Regions from separate parts of the Homo sapiens genome. Here region 2 is linked to region 1. A link is an interaction called in ENCODE POLR2A ChIA-PET data of the cell type or tissue named here. Cell type or tissue: B cell. All regions are shown on one strand. Each heading gives the region's core, and the rest is flanking DNA. Links, peaks and the distances in the headings are about the cores only.

The links. Peaks named below come from ENCODE experiments on the same cell type or tissue, not always from the same donor. Only the 100,000 strongest peaks of a DNase experiment are listed, where the experiment ranks them.
Region 2: POLR2A ChIA-PET joins it to region 1 with 8 read pairs; 4 of 35 experiments call an interaction of 5 or more read pairs at or near these places.

What each region holds. Positions count from the first base shown.
Region 1 is chr6:26,301,545-26,309,624 of GRCh38, reverse strand. It overlaps TRS-GCT6-1 (tRNA-Ser (anticodon GCT) 6-1), which reads left to right and starts at 4,052; the gene lies at 4,052-4,135. RefSeq lists a silencer at 4,040-4,229 and an enhancer at 4,310-4,629. In B cell, for the core only: no CTCF peak of the experiment used is centred there; DNase peaks (open chromatin) are centred at 4,154 and 4,384; H3K4me3 peaks cover 1,552 bases; H3K27ac peaks cover 1,514 bases.
Region 2 is chr6:26,481,432-26,489,511 of GRCh38, reverse strand. LOC285819 (a long non-coding RNA gene) reads left to right here and starts at 7,003. Exons shown (of 4, transcript NR_038992.1): 1 at 7,003-7,040. It overlaps LOC107986583 (a long non-coding RNA gene), which reads left to right. Exons shown (of 4, transcript XR_001744057.3): 2 at 1,368-1,509; 3 at 1,726-1,795; 4 at 2,823-2,863. In B cell, for the core only: no CTCF peak of the experiment used is centred there; no DNase peak of the experiment used is centred there.

The DNA.
Region 1 (8,080 bases), core at 3,386-5,885:
TGTTGACTCTCTCTACAGTTCAAAACATATCCTCCAGGGCTCTCAATGACAACAAAAGTGAGCTCCATGAACTCCTCTGGCCTCTAAAAATTGTTCCAGAAAAAAGCCCTGTAGACTTCTTTCTGCCTGTTTAGCCCTATTCATGGTACTATCTTAGTGGCTTTTTATTAGCTTCCTATTGCTTACCACAAATTTGGTGGTTTAAGACAATATGAATTTATTTTTTGTTATTTATTTATTTGTTTTTGAGACAGAGTCTTGCTCTGTCGCCCAGGCTGGAGTGCAATGGCACAATCTCATCTCACTGCAACCTCCACCTCCCGGGTTCAAGACATTCTCCTGCCTCAGCCTCCTGAGTAGCTGGGATTACAGGCACCCGCCACAAAGCCCGGCTAATTTTTTGTACTTTTAGTAGGGACGGGGTTTCACTATGTTGGCCAGGCTTGTCTCGACCTCCTGACCTTGATCTGACCGCCTCAACCTCCCAAAGTGCTGGGGTTACAGGCGTGAGCCACCGCATCCGGCCTATTTATTTTTTAAAATAGGGTCTTACACTATCACTCAGGCTGGACTGTAGTGGCACAATCATAGCTCATTGCAGCCTCAAACTCCTGGGTTCAAGTAATCGTTCCCTGTCAGCCTCCCAAGTAGCTAGGACTGCAGGTGCACACCACCATCCCTGGCTAAGACAACGTGAATTAAATGTTTTTTTGCAGTTTTGGATATCAGAAGTCTACAATAAAAGTATTAGCAGGGCTGTGTATCTTCTGGAGACATCATGAGATAATTCATTTTCCTGGCGTTTTCAGCTTCTAGTGGCCCCTTCCTTGCATCACTTCTTGCTTCTGTAGTCACATTTTCTTTTCCTGACTCTGAACCTCCTGCCTTCCTTTTATAGGACCCTCTTGATTACATTGGACCCACTTAGATAATCCAAGATAATCTCCCCATCTCAAAATCTTCAATGAAATCCCATCTGCAAAATTCCTTTGACCACTTAAGGTAACATAAGGTAACTTATTCACAGGTTCTGGTGATTGGTTGTGGACCTATTTTGGGGGTCATTATTTAGCCTACCATACCCTTTATTAATAAATAGCAGGCATTTGTTAATGCTCTTTAGATTTAATCTATTGGTCATGGCTTTTTTAAAAAAGATAATGTATAGATTTACACCAAGCTTATACACAAGTCTTTCAATAGGAGAATCTTATGGAAAGGGTCTATGATGTAATGATTAGCATCTGAACTCAGACTTGGCAAATTTATGGCAATGATGTCTTGTATTTTTACATTCTCAACTATACTCCCTTTCAGCCATAGGATCCACTGCTCTCTGGCTGATCAGGCCTTCCTGCATGTATTAGTTATCTGTTGTATAACAAATTGCACCCAAATTGGCAGCTTAAAACAACAGACACATATCTCACATGAGATATCATGAAAGTAATATCCTATCACATTTTTTATATTCTGTAGGTTAGGAGCAGGTCACTAGATCCAGCCAACATTCAAAGGGAGGAGTTTACACAGGAAGTGTGGCCACCACACTGTTAAACACTGTAAAGACCTCAGGGCAGAATAAGCCCTAATTGGAGCTGGTCTAATGCTATGACTGATATTTTGCAGACACCTTCTTTTGCTTGGTCAGGAAGTGCTGTATTGGGAGCAATTCCTGGTACCTTTTGGATTGGGAAAATTATCTCTTGCCTCACCTTTTTAAAACTAGTTTTCCATTGTGTATCTTCCTTTATGATCAAGCCAGTATTGAAGAGCTTGACTGCTACTCTCTTTTAATATCATGACTGAACAAGTGAATTAGAATCTATAGGGATAATGCCCTGACATGAATCCTTCTCAAAAGTTCCCTATGGATTCAAATGTGCAGCATGGAAAACCACTGAGCTAATTTTCCCCTGACCACCCTATTTAACTTGCCACCACTCCTATGCATATACCATCCTCTGACATACTGTGTATTTTGCTTTTTTTTTTTTGGTGAGACAAGGTCTCACTTTGCCATCCAGGCTGGAGTGCAGTGGTGCAATCTTGGCTCACTGAACTTCGACCTCCTGGGTTCAAGCGATCCTCCCTCCTCAGCCTCCTGAGTAGCTGGGACTACAGATGTGCACCGCCACGCCCAGCTAATTTTGGTATTTTTTGTAGAGATGAGGTTTCACCATGTTGCCTAGGCTGGTCTCAAACTCCTGAGTTCAAGGAATCTGCCTGCCTTGGCTTTCCAAAGTGCTATGATTATAGGTGTGAGCCACTGTGCTTGGCCTATATTTTGCTTTATAAGTTGTTTATTGCTTATTTCTACATAATTAGGTTTCACCAGGGCAGGGAATTTTGTGTGTGGCATATACATTTGTTCTTAGAACAATGCCTGGAACATACGCAATGCTCAATAAATATTCATCAAAACATTGAATGAATCAAAGAACTAATGAACCCTTCAGGTCCAGGTTTGTTTATCATGCTTTATAATTTCTAATCCAAACACAATCAAGACCAAGCAATAGTTTTTCTTTTCAGAACACTTTAGAATTTGTTGCTAACTGAAGCTTTAAAAAAATGAAAATTCGTACATTTCCTGGCCTGCTATGTTTTGATGGTGATTTGATACCTAATATGTCTGATATTTGTTAGGTAATTCCTTGGTAACTCCCTAGGGGATACAGTTTGAATCTTGATCATATTCTTAATTGCTTTGCTTTGCTTTGCTTTGCTTTTGAGACAGGGTCTTACTCTGTCACTCTGTTACCCAGGCTGGAGTGCAGTAGTGTGATTATGGCTTGATGCAGCCTCGCCCTCCCAGGCTCAGCTGATCCTCTCAACACAGCCTTCCAAGTAGCTGGGACTACAGGCACCAGCCACCACACTCGGTTAATTTTTTGTATATTTTGTGGAGTCGGGGTTTCGTCATGTTGCCTAAGCGATCCTCCAGCCTTGGCCTCCCAAAGTGCTGGGATTACAGGTGTGAGCCACTGTGCCCGGCCTTATTTTTTTAATGCTACATCATGTCAAAACACACACATACACAATATTATTGTTTTTGTAATTTTATTGGGTATAGGTGAGAAAACAGCCCCTGGTATCCAGGAACTGGTCTGACCGTATTCACTAGGCCTGCATATTGTCAGGAATCGGCCAGGCAGTCACTGCTAAGTCATGGGGTTCTTCTGTTTTGCCTAATTTCACAGAACATTAGCATCAGACTGACTTCTCTGATTGTGATGAAATGAGTCAGAAACAACCAAAGAAAGGTTGGACATGGTGGCTCATGCCTGTAATCCCAGTACTTTGGGTAAACCAAGGTGGGTGGATTGCTTGAGCCTAGGAGTTTGAGGCTAGCCTGTGCAACAGAGTGACATAGTGAGACCCTGTCTCTATAAAAATAAATTTATTTTTTTAATTTAGAATTTAAATGAAATACAAACAGATAATAAAAATGACAACACTAAGTATCATTTTCATCACATTTCTTTGTGCAAAATAAGCAAAAACAAAACAAAAATCCCTCAGATGGCCCCACGATTCTTTAAGATACAGTCCAAACTCTAGGGTCTGACACTCAGAACCAATCACAATTTGACTGTAACCCATCACTTCAACACTTTACCAGTCACCCACTTGGGCTTCTAGGAGAGACAATGGTTATTTCTCAGATGCGTTAGTGCCATCATATGGCAGGCATCCCTCTGGGAATCCTACCAGGGAGTGTCCAGGAATGCAACAACAGACATACCTGGTTTAATGATGGTGTTCATATACATGACCTAAGAAAAAAGACAAAATCCAATTTGATTTAAAAAACAGGAGCAGTCACTAATTCGTTTTTCCTTTTTAATTTCTCTTATTTTTCCCTTAGAAAGTGTACTTTGTCATCTTTATTAGGGTCTATTCCTCCCTCCCAGTCTCCTCTTTAGTTTTTCTTCCTTTATGAGAGTAAGAGGGCCATTTATCCATTATTTCCGTCACTGAAAACATTTAACAAAAGAATAGGAATTGCCAAATGAAACTGTTGAGAAGAGAAACATTACACATATCAGGAGAGGCCTGGCCGAGTGGTTAAGGCGATGGACTGCTAATCCATTGTGCTCTGCACGCGTGGGTTCGAATCCCATCCTCGTCGCTCGGCTTTCCCTGCTAACTGGGCTTTTTTAAAGGTTTCCCCTCAGTAAGGTATCGTCTGCTATACCTCCCCGTTTGCTCACTGAGAATTAGGTGTTTTTAGCTCCCTTTAAGAGAGGTATTCTTCAGTATGTATTAGCACACTAACGTGTGCTGGCACTAACAACCTTCTGTTGGTAACATGATTACTGATTCTATTTTATAAAGGTCCGAAAAATTACAGTATTTTAGCTCCGCTCCCTCCGCGCAGGCAGAGGTGTATCCACCGCTGCTCCAGATCCGCAAGACTCTTGTAGTTGAAAACTGATTTCCGACCCTCTGATTTTTTGCTTAACCCCCTGAGTAGCGCCTAGCATTTCTCCTTATCTAGCTGTGATCCGGTGGTTGTTAATTATACATAACTGGGGAGATTTCTCAAAATGCTCGTGTCTCCTCCTCTCCCCTAGAACCAGTTAAATCGAAATCTTTAGAGGGGTGGAGTCTAGTGGTCGTTTTGCAAGTGCCTTGGGTCTCCCGGGTTAAGAACCATCACTGTCCTCACTTCCTTCTTAGTTTTGGTTTCGCTGTTTCGGCAGTTTTCATCATGAATGTGTAATCATAAGGAATTGGGCCTGGCGCAGTGGCACACGCCTGCAATCCTTGCACTTTGGAAGGTTGAGACTGGAGGATCACTTGAGTCCAGGAGTTCGAGACCAACCTGAGCAATATATCAAGACCGCCACCCCCCCACAACCCCAACCTCCCCGCATTAAAACAAAAACAAAAACAAAAACAAAAACAAAAGAGAGAGAGAGAAAGAAAGAAAAAAGGAATTGGTTACATATGCTATGTCATTCCTAAATAATGAAGCCCACAGGACCATTAAAATTTATGTTATATAAAAATCACACACAAAAAAGACTGCTAAACTTGCTAAATAAATATTTGAAACTGCCATTTGGCCCATATCTAAACATCCCATATCTAAACAAAAAACATGAAAAATTGGTTATGCTTATGCCATGCAAAACTTTTCAACTTAAAAAAAAATCTTTCTTTTTTTTTTTTTATTCATGTGGTTTATCAGAGGCTCTGTTGTCTTCCACGTTTAACACATCTCCCCTTAATCTGGTTTAGTGGTGGACAAAGGGGAGGTGTTACATAAAAGTTAGCTGCCTCTATGTCTGTGATGTTTAATGTTTCAGAATTCAAGACTGTTGGTAAATTCCTGACAAAGACCACCAGAGACACACCTGTAGACAAGCAAAATTGGATTTGTTGGTTTGTTGCAAAGAGGGAGACAAAATGCCATGGTGAACCATTAGCTGACCGTAATTTTGTGATTGTATATCCTAATAATTTTTATCTAGAAAGTGAGAGAATAGGCTGGGTGTGGTGGCTCATGCCTGTAATCCCAGCACTTTGGGAGGCAGAGGCGGGCAGACACATGAGGTCAGGGTTTGAGCCTGCATGGTGAAACTCCGTCTCTACTAAAAATACAAAAATTAGCTGGGTTTTGGTGGCACATGCCTGTAATTCCAGCTACTCAGGAGGCTGAGGCACAAGAATTGCTTGAACCTAGGAGGTGGGTGAGCCTAGATCGCTTGAATCAAGGAAGTTGCAGTGACTCTCGATTGTGTCACTGCACTCTGGCCTGGGTGACAGAGTGAGATTCTGTCTCAAAAACAAACAAACAAACAAACCAAGAGGATAAAGCAGGATTCTCACTATAACTGGTAAAGAAGCAGTAGACATATTAGCCAGAAAGGAGGAGATGTTTGGTTACTTTTGTTATTTGACGATGTCCTTGTTTTTTATTTTTACTCACCATGATTATGAATTGTGTTGTTTTATCTCAAGTCATAATGGCCACAAAGTGTCCTTGCCTGTTGGTGTTTTTTGAGATTGGTTATATCCAATAGGAGTTGACCAGAGCTTTGCTGTGAGAGCCAGGCCAGCTCCCAGCAACTCCAAGTCCTAGCTGTTAATGTTCTGGCTACTGGGGCTGTTTTTCTCTTCCTCAAGATATAGGTTAATTTGTAAGTTTTGGTAAATTCTTCATTTCTTTCCATATCTAAGCCCTTTGCCTAACAACTCTGCAATTCCTCCCAAAGACATGTGGTATATTTCCATATCACTTTGACTTTGGCCTTGGGCATGACAATGACTTTGGTCAATGTGTAGTTAGCAGGCATGAGTCAATTAGGGCCTTTGAATATGCCTGCATAGTTGGGTGTCCATATGCACCTCTGCCATCTTCATGAGAAAAATTTTCCCTTGGGTAGCTGCTGTCTTTTCACCCTTGGCCCCAGAAAGAACATGCTTTGAACTAACTAGAGTTCCTACTGTGAAGCGCAAAGCAGGTAAGCTGAAGTGTACTTACATCTTAAGGTACAGCCATTCATATAATTTGGCCTAGAACTATTGACCTTCAACTGACACACACAGATGCTTATTGTATGTTTTTAAGCATTTGTGTGTGTGTGTGTGTGTGTGTGTGTGTTTTAATGGAGCAATAGCTGACTGAAACACATAGTCTTTGCTCCTTGCAAGTCATAATAAAAATCTTTATGGTTTTGGCTGGGCATGGTGGCTCACATCTGTAACCCAGTACTTTGGGAATTGAGGCAGGAGGATTGCTTGAGGCCAAGAGTTCAAGATAAGCCTGAGCAACATAGCGAGACCCTGTCTCTACAAAAAATAAATCAGCTAGATGTGGTGGCACACACCTGTAGTTCTAGTTACTTGGGAGGCTGAGGCAGGAGGATTGGTGGTTGAGGCTGCAGTGAGCCATGATTACACCACTGCATTCCAGCCTGGGTGACAAAGTGAGACCCTATGTCTTAAAAATATATAATATAATCTTTATGTTTTTGAACTGTAGTGGAGGCAAAATTTTACCTCTATTCTTACTACAATTTCTCCAGCTGAACCTGAGAATTAAATTGATGTAAGGCAGATTAATACAAAAAGACCATACAAATTCATTTAATAGTTTTCTGTGGCACAAGAGGCTTCATTGGAAAATGAAGATACTACAGTGCAGTGAGAGTGGAACACTTACATGCTGAATTAGACAGAAAGTGGTAAACTATGTAAATGTAACAAGGCAAAGGGGCTTGGGCTTGGGTAGTTACTTGGGTAGAGAAGTGGCTGAGAGGATAAATTCTCATTTAACAAGATTTGTTTACACAGATTTCCCTCAGCCTCAGTTACCTTAGAAACTAGAATGAATGATACTGTCATTCTAGTTTAGGGAGGACTTATTTCACAGAGGAATTTAATATTCTGCTTTTAAGAAACAGAATGAGAGTCAGAGTGATATTCTTGCATCTGCTATTTTTCAAGTGCCTTTAACTCAAAATAGTCACTATGCCAGAGGGGCATAGTTTTTAACTCCTTCAGAATATATCTCTTCTAATATAAAGTATAATTTACTTATATAATCTACTTATTCATTTTGTGTTTTCTGTGTTGTCTCCTCCTCTCTTCCTTCAACTCCAAACCTCTTGAGGACATGGGTTTTTGTGTACTTTTGTTACTGTGTTCCTAGATTGCTAGATCCTATATTCTAGAATCCCAGTACCTAGCACAGTGGCTGGGGAGAGAAGCAGGCACAGGGTAGGTGCTCCATAAACATTTACAGTAGTCCCCTTTCTATCTGAGGTTTCACTTTGTGTGGTTTCAGTTACCCATAGTCAACTGAGGTCTGAAAATAGGTGAGTAATGTACAATAAAGTATTTTGAGAGACAGAGAGATCACATTCATATAACTTTTATTACTGTATGTAGATTGTTATAATTGTTTTATTAGTTATTGTTGTTAATCTCTTAAAATGCCTAATTTATAAATTAAACTTTATCATATGTGTGTATGTATAGGAAAAAACATGGTGTATATAGAGTTCAGCACTATCCAAGGTTTCAGGCATCCACTGGGGTCTTGGAACATAACTCCTGTAAATAA
Region 2 (8,080 bases), core at 3,281-5,780, 180 kb before region 1:
GTTGGGTCAGAAGAATGGGTGGCGCAGATTTTAGAATGGCATCTGAAGTGGGTGCAGTCTTATTGGACCCAGCCCCCAACTTGTGAGATCTGTCACTATCTCCAGGTAGATGGTGTCAGAATAGAATTATAAGATACCCAATTGGTGTCCACTGGATAATTGCCTTGTGGTTAGCAGAGGCCAACCCCATATGTCTGATCACAAAAGTGTTCTGTGTTTGAGTGTGTGAGTAGAGGGAGAGAAAACCTGCTTTTTTCCCTCAGAGAAGGCTAGAAGAAATGGCGACCTGTGTTATGTATTTACCAAATATTTATTCAAACTGTTGCCTGTAGAACTTGAGAGATATAAAATGTCATCTAATGAACTTTTGGATTTAGGCAAAGAAATTTCCAGGCAAAATGTTGGATATGTGAGTTAATTGCTTTTAGTTGCATACAAGATACTGCAGGAAAGAGGTGGGCTCAGGAAAGAATGGGCAAGTTTTGTTTTTTTTGAGACAGGGTCTTGCCCTGTCACCCAGGCTGGAGTGCACTGGTGCAATATCGATCTCGCTCACTGCAACCTCTGCCTCCCAGGCTCAAGTGATTCTTGTGCCTCAGCCTCCCTAGTAGCCGGGACTACAGGGATGCACCACCACACCCGGCTAATTTTTGTATTTTTAGTAGAGACAGGGTTTTGCCATGTTGCCCAGGCTGGTCTTGAACTCTTGGCCTCAAGCAATCCACCCTCCTCGCCCTCCCAAGGTACTAGGATTATAGGTGTGAGCCACTGGGCACGGCCCAGGCAAGCTTTTAAGTAGAATTTAGAAGATAAAGAACTTTGAGCTTCTGGGTTGAAAAATAAAACTGTTTTTCATCTATGAGTGTAGATGAGACAGTAGATCTCCAGCCAGCAGTTGACATACTCTGGGAGCAAAGATGAAATTCAGGGACTGCCATGTAAGATATGGCTTCTGGCTTAAGATCAAATGATGGGTGTGGCTGTAACATACTTCTTTATTATTATTATTACTGTTATTATTACAGCCCAGTGTAGACCAAAATACTTTTCAAATCCCTTGAAAGGAATAAGGTAATGTACAAGAGGGTTTCTGGGTAGCTTAAAGGGTGTGGACCCATAACAGCTTGCTGTACCCCAAATAAGATTTAGAGAAAGAGGTATTTCTCTAAAATAATTTGGGTGTTGCTTTTGACATGCGAGTGAACTCAAATCAAATACAAAGAAAACTCACAAAGCCTTGAGAAAACTGTATTGACAAAGTCAGCCTACATTAGAAGAGACTGAGATTGTTTGGACTCCCAATTTTGAATGCCATGAAGCTGGCCGAGAAAGTTACTCAGCAGACCAAAATGGTTTATTCTCTAAAGTTCTCTTCAGAAGGGGCTGAGGAGGATGGAAAATGAAGACTCTCCCAAAGGGTGGAACCAAGAGCTGTGGAGGACAAGGACACCAGAGCCACTCCCAGTGAACAGAACCACAGCCTAATCAAGGAACAGACTCTATCACAAAGTAAGGAAGAATGGCAACATTTGCCCAGTGGGATTTCATTTCATAATTGCTGTGGAACTGTGACAGCTATGGGTCTCCAATAATTCTCTCTCAAACGGAAGTTAATGTGGTAATTCTGCCTCTATTCCACCATTGTACATTGGGTGTGTGTGTGTAATGCAGGGATCTATGCTGATGGTGGATGGACTTACCCTTTTTTTGTTCATTGGTCTCCAGATCAAGAGGAGCTGGATCAAGCCTCAGGTAGAACATGAGGTGCTGGACTTTAAGAATGATGACAGGATGGGTAAGACTTTTGAAGGTCCCGTGATTGGGATTGAATGTATTGATATTTTTGTATGTGTGAGAGACATGAATAATTATGGCCTAGAGATAGGTTGTGGTTGAAGGACTTATTGGCCATCCCTGAAACCTTTGCAATGCTTCTTCATGGGTGAAATATATGTCCTACCTCTTGACTCTAGGCTTGCCCATATGACTTTTTTGGCCAGTAGCATGTGGGTGAGAATGATAGTGTGCCAGTTCTAATCATAGGACTTAAAAGCCTCACGACTGTCACTTCTCATCCTCTTCTGTCTCTGCTGGCAGCATGAGAAGTAGATACCTTGGCTTGCTTACTGGTCCCAGGAGGTTGGTAGATTCATAGAGCAGAGGTATTCCAGTTGACACATAAACTGGCAGGTGAGAAGTAGAGCACCCTATCTGAACTTAACTTAGATTAGCCAAACCCAAGTCATCTTGTAGAAATGTAAGCAATAGATATGCTTGCTTTTTAAAGCCACTGAGTTTTTGAATGGTTTACTAAGCAACAATAGCTAATTGATATAGATGAGTAGGATTTAGAAAAGAAAAAACAAAACAGTTTCTTTTTTATTTTATCTGGAAATATTCAGAAACGAAAAGACTTAAATTTTCCAGACCTCAGTTTTATCAACCACAATATGGACTTAATAATCTCTATCTCAGCCTGGGCAACATAGTGAGACCCTGTTTCCACAAAAAAATAAAAAATTAGCTAGGTGCGGTGGCATGCGCTTCCCACCCCAACTACTCAGGAGGCTGAGGTGGGAGGATTGCTTGAGCCCAGGAAGTTGAGGCTGCAATGAACCATGATTGTACCACAGCACTCAAGCCTGGGCAAGAACGAGACTCTGTCTCAAAGAAAAAAATAAAATAAAATAAAATAAATAAACTGTCTCACAGGGTTGTCATGAGAACTCTAAAAGAGTGAATAGAAACATTCTATAACTTAAACACACATGCACACACAAATTCATTTTAAAAAGTCCTCAGGTTTAACTCTCTTTGTACAGATGAAGAAACAGAGACACCATGAAGATAAGACTGATATGGTTTGGATCTGTGTCCCCACTCAAATCTCATCTTTAATTTTAATCCCCATGTGTTGAAGAAGGGACGTGACGGGAGGTGATTGGATCATGGGGGCAGTTTCCACCATGCTGTTCTCGTGATAGTGAATGAGTTCTTACGAGATCTGATGGTTTAAAAGTGTGACACTTTCCCTCTCACCCCTCCCTCTCTCTCTCCTGCTGCCTTGTGAAGAAGGTGCTTGCTTTTCCTTCACCTTTTGCCACAACTGTAAGTTTCCCGAGGCCTCACAGCCATGCAGAACTGTGAGTCAATTAAATCTCTTTTATTTATAAATTACCCAGTCTCAAATAGTTCTTTATAGCAATGTGAAAATGGTCTAATAAAATGACTTTTTAAAAATACAACCAGCGAGACCACGGCTGAATTTCTCTCTTCCTGAAACTTAGTGTTGTACCCTTTCTTTAAACAAAACTGTTCAAAGAGTATCAGCAATACCAGAAATAAATGAAAAAAGCATACAACTCCTCTAGAGCTGCAGCCATAAAAGACCGGTTTTTATACTTTCCTATTAAATATTTCCAGATCTGACTACTGCATTAATGATGGTTTTGACCAACATTGATAAGTTTATTTTTTTAAAACATTTTTTTTCCAGGTCATTATTACAAAAATGCATTATTGAATTGGTTTGAATCCAAAACACTACCCTTGAAGCCATCACTTTAGATGCCCGGCTCACTTTTAGTCCCCTCCAGCTACTGAGGATGAACCTAATGATAGCCCGGGTTCACTACTTACTTGCTTGCCAGTAAGCTCAAACTCAGGTCATGGGTAACCATGCCTACAGCCTTAGTTATTCTAGGATCACCTGAACCAAGTCAGCTTATCATGAGTTTGTTCTCCTGGAAACTTAGAGTACAATATTCCTTCATCCCAGTTCTAGGCCTGGAGATTTCCAGCGTGGACTGGAAATCTTTGAGGTTGGGTGGAAATGGGCTGTCAACTCCTGGGCCTCATAGCTGTCATGGTGGGATTTAATCAGGCTCACAGCTGTTTCCCTCTCCCAGCTTTCTATCCACTTCTGTCTCTGACCTTCATTTGTGGTTTCCTCTTCTCCTTAGGAGGCCCCGTAGTTCTCTCTCTGTCTCTCTCTCTCTCCCCCCACCCCCCCCCCATATATATAGAGAGAGGACTGTAAGTCCAAGCGTACAGTGTCAATCAAGCATTAGGTTGAATGTGCCACCCTGATGTTAAAGCAAGTGGTTTACAACATGTCATTTTCTCACACTTTTCTCCTTGGTTGACAACCCTGTGGCAGCAATAGTTTCCCTGAGACGGGACTTCGCCCTATGGTTATAAGCTAATGAGCTACTAAGGCAACAGTTTAATCGGGAAGAGAGGTGGGTTTGGGGCCTAAAATGGGTGTCAATGGGGCAACTGGAAGAGGTCCTTTTATGTGACCAGAGGGAAGAGCTCATTTACCACCAGGCATGGGGTAGAGTGTGCTGTGCTGTGGTAGTCAAGATGGCCAGGCCCTCTCTACATGACTCTGAGACCAGGAATTTGGTGGTGGTGGCAGTGGGTCCCCATCCTGTGAAGGATGAGGCCACACAGAGCCTCAAGATCAGCTAGAGTGAGAACTTAGGGCCTTCTCAGGTCTTTCCAGAGCACACACACAGCCCTGGGCATGTGCACAACCCTATGTATATGTGTGGACTTCTAGAATCCAAGAAATACGTCAGAGATTTTCAAAGCCCTCTGTATATATTTCACTCCTCAGCCTTTCCTATTAAGCTTTTTAGTTATTGTTTGCTCCAATGATTACCCACCATCTCAGACAGCTGTGATGTTAAACAATTGTCACTGGTTATTGTCAACAAATGCTCCCAGAGAAAACCCTGTTCACACTTGGTGAGCTTTGCGTCAGATCAAATAAGGACAAAGCTTGCAAGTGACGTCTTCTGGGTGCTGAGTTTCAGGACACACCATCCAAAAATATGAGTGCAGGAGACCAGAATATGCCATCTCAAAATATGCCACCCTGGCATACTGATCTTTTTGAGCTAAAAGAAATTAAAGACCAGCCAACATAGAAAAATCTCCTTGCCTTCCCCTCAACTGTCTGAAATGAATTATAAAACACCCCTTTTGTAAAGAAAAATTTACATCTATAAAAGAAATTTTTACTAGTAGAGGTATTTATACCAGGAAGAGAACTGCTTTGAGACAAGTTTTACCACTTGGGGAACTTTTATCTGTAACAAGGTAACCTTTACTCACCATACATTTTCTTCTCTCACCATCCCATAATTTGTCTCCATCGTTTCCCAGAAGCCCTGACTTCCTCCTTTCTGTAGCTCAGGATGCTATATTAACTTCAATCATCCGGCCCTTCTTTGAGTCTCATATTTTGAGATTTGAGGGACTCCTGTACATATGCATGTAATTAAAATGGTTTTTCTCCTATTAATCTGTTTTAGATAAATTTAATTAATAGCCTAGCCAAATAACCTAGAGGGGTAAAGAGAAGCAGATTTTTCCCTCCCCTACACAAGGAACAACCAGGCATGTCTAGTAATGACAATTCTCTAGGAATGGGGTTTTGAAGGAGCCCCAACCCCTTTCTATTCCCTCCAGTGACTGTCAGGCGCTGTTTTTCACTGTGATTGTGGGGTGGTTTCTAGGCTACTGCAGAGCTGTGGTGGGGTGGTGGTAGTGTAATAGGACATGTTAAAATGCCTATAAAACGTACTGTTCTTACTGAGGTTCAGCCATTTTTCTTGAATAAAATTCACTCTGATTGCTGCAAGCCTTAGGTTAATTTACAGAGTTCTGAGAAAGTTGATTCTGGCAATTTTTTTTTTTTTTGAGATGGAGTTTCACTCTTGTTGCCCAGGCTAGAGTGCAAGGGCACGATCTTGGCTCACTGCAACTTCTGCCTCCTGGGTTCAAGAGATTCTCCTGCCTCAGCCTCCTGAGTGGCTGGGATTACAGGCATGCACCACAATGCCTGGCTAATTTTGTATTTTTAGTAGAGATGGGGTTTCTCCATGTTGGTCAGGCTGGTCTCGAAATCCCAACCTCAGTTGATTCGCCCGCCTTGGCCTCCCAGAGTGCAGGGGATTACAGGCGTGACCCACTGCACCTGGCCTTTTCTGCCAATCTTTGCCAGTGTTTACTGCTTTTATGGAGGGAGGGATTTTCAGAAGTCCTCACTTAACCATTCTCACTGACTTCTCTACGTGTGTGTGTGCGTGCATGCACACGTGTTTAATGTCTAAAAATATAATTTGAAAATAACTTGTGCTTTAAAACCTCAGCCTTTTCCTCCCAGGGTAGATTTGGTTATCTTAGAGCAGCAATTCTCAGATGTTTTGGTCTCATGACCTTCTTATACTCTTGAAAATAATTGAGAATCCCAGAGAGTTTTTATTTATGTGAGTTATATCTATCAACACTTAGCATTTAAAAATTAAAACTGGGCTGGGTGTGGTGGTGCACATCTGTAACTCCAGCACGTTGGGAGGCCAAGGTGGGTGGATCGCTTGAGCTCAGGAGTTCGAGACAAGCCTGGGCAACATAGTGAGACCTTGTCTCTACAAAAAAATACAAAAATTAGCTATGTGTGGTGGCATGCACCTGTAATTTCAGCTACGTGGGAGGCTGAGGCAGGAACATCACTTGAGCCTGGGAGGTGAAGGTTGCAGTGAGTCTAGATGGCACCACTACTCTCCAGCCTAGGCGAATGATTGAGACCCTGTCTCAAATAAATAAATAAAACAGGTTTTTTTTTTTTTTTTAAATGAGAGTCTCGCTCTGTTGCCCTGGCTGGAGTGTAGTGGTACAATCTCGGCTCACTGCAACCTCCGCCTCCCAAATTCAAGTGATTCTCCTGCCTCAGTTTCCTAGTAGCTGGGATTACAGGCATGCACCACCATGTCTGGCTAATTTTTTTATTTTTCATAGAGACAAGGTTTCACCATGTTGGCCAGGTCTGACTCCTGGGCTCAAGTGATCGGCTTGCCTCGGCCTCCCTGAGTGCTGGGATTACAGGTGTGAGCCACCATGCCCGGCCCTTAAAACACAGCATTTTAAACACAATAATACACATTGTGACATACATTCCAATAGGTGTCAGAGGGATGATGTCATCATGTCTTCAACATCTGGAAAACTCCAATGCACACATGTGAGAGTATGTGAGTAAAAGAGGCAAATAACTTAAAAAAAATTTATTTATTTATTTTTAAAAATAGAGATGGGGGTCTCACTATGTTGTCCAGGCTGGTCTTGAATTCCTGGGCTCAAGTGATCCTCTCGCTTCTTTTTTTTTTGAAACAGAGTTCTCACTCTGTCACCCAAGCTGGAGTGTAGAGGCGTGATCATGGCTCACTGCATCCTCGACTTCCGAGGCTCAGGTGATCCTCCCACATCAGCCTCCTGAGTAGCTGGGACTACAGGAACTCACCACCATGCCCAGATAATTTTATGTATTTTTTGTAGAGATCAGGGTTTCACCATGTTGCCCAGGCAGGTCTCAAACTTCTGGCATCAAGTGATCTGCCTGCCTTGGTCTCCCAAAGCGTTGGGATTACAGGCATGAGCCACCATGCCCAGCCACAAATAACATTTTAGTATCATTATAAACATTGTCTTGGCCAGGTGCGGTGGCTCACACCTGTAATCTCAGCACTTTGGGAGGCAGAGATGGGTGGATCACCTGAGGTCAGGAGTTTGAGACCAGCTTGACCAATATGGTGAAACTCCATCTCTACTAAAAATATAAAAATTAGGCAGGAGTGGTGGCTACTCGGGAAGCTGAGACAGGAGAATAGCTTGAACCCAGGAGGCAGAGGTTGCAGTGAGCTGAGATCGTACCACTGCACTCCAGCCTGGGTGACAGAGTGAGACTCCATCTCAAAAAAAAAAAAAAAAAAAAGTCTTCACCTCATGGATCCCCTGAAAGAATCTTAGGGTCAGACCACACTTTTAAGAATCCCTGTCTTTGGTGGTTCCAGAGAAATAGACTATAGGACATCCACTGGAGAGCCCCGCAGCATCAATACCTTGAGGAAGTTAAGGAAAGAGGATAGACAGAAGGAAAAGTTGAAATATAATGCAGTCTCACAATGAACTCTGGAACTGGGGTGACCCTTCAGAGTTGTGTACCTTGTGCAAGGGGTCCAGGACCTTTACACCTATGTTTTCCAGTCATTGGATGTGGTCCACTCACTGAGAG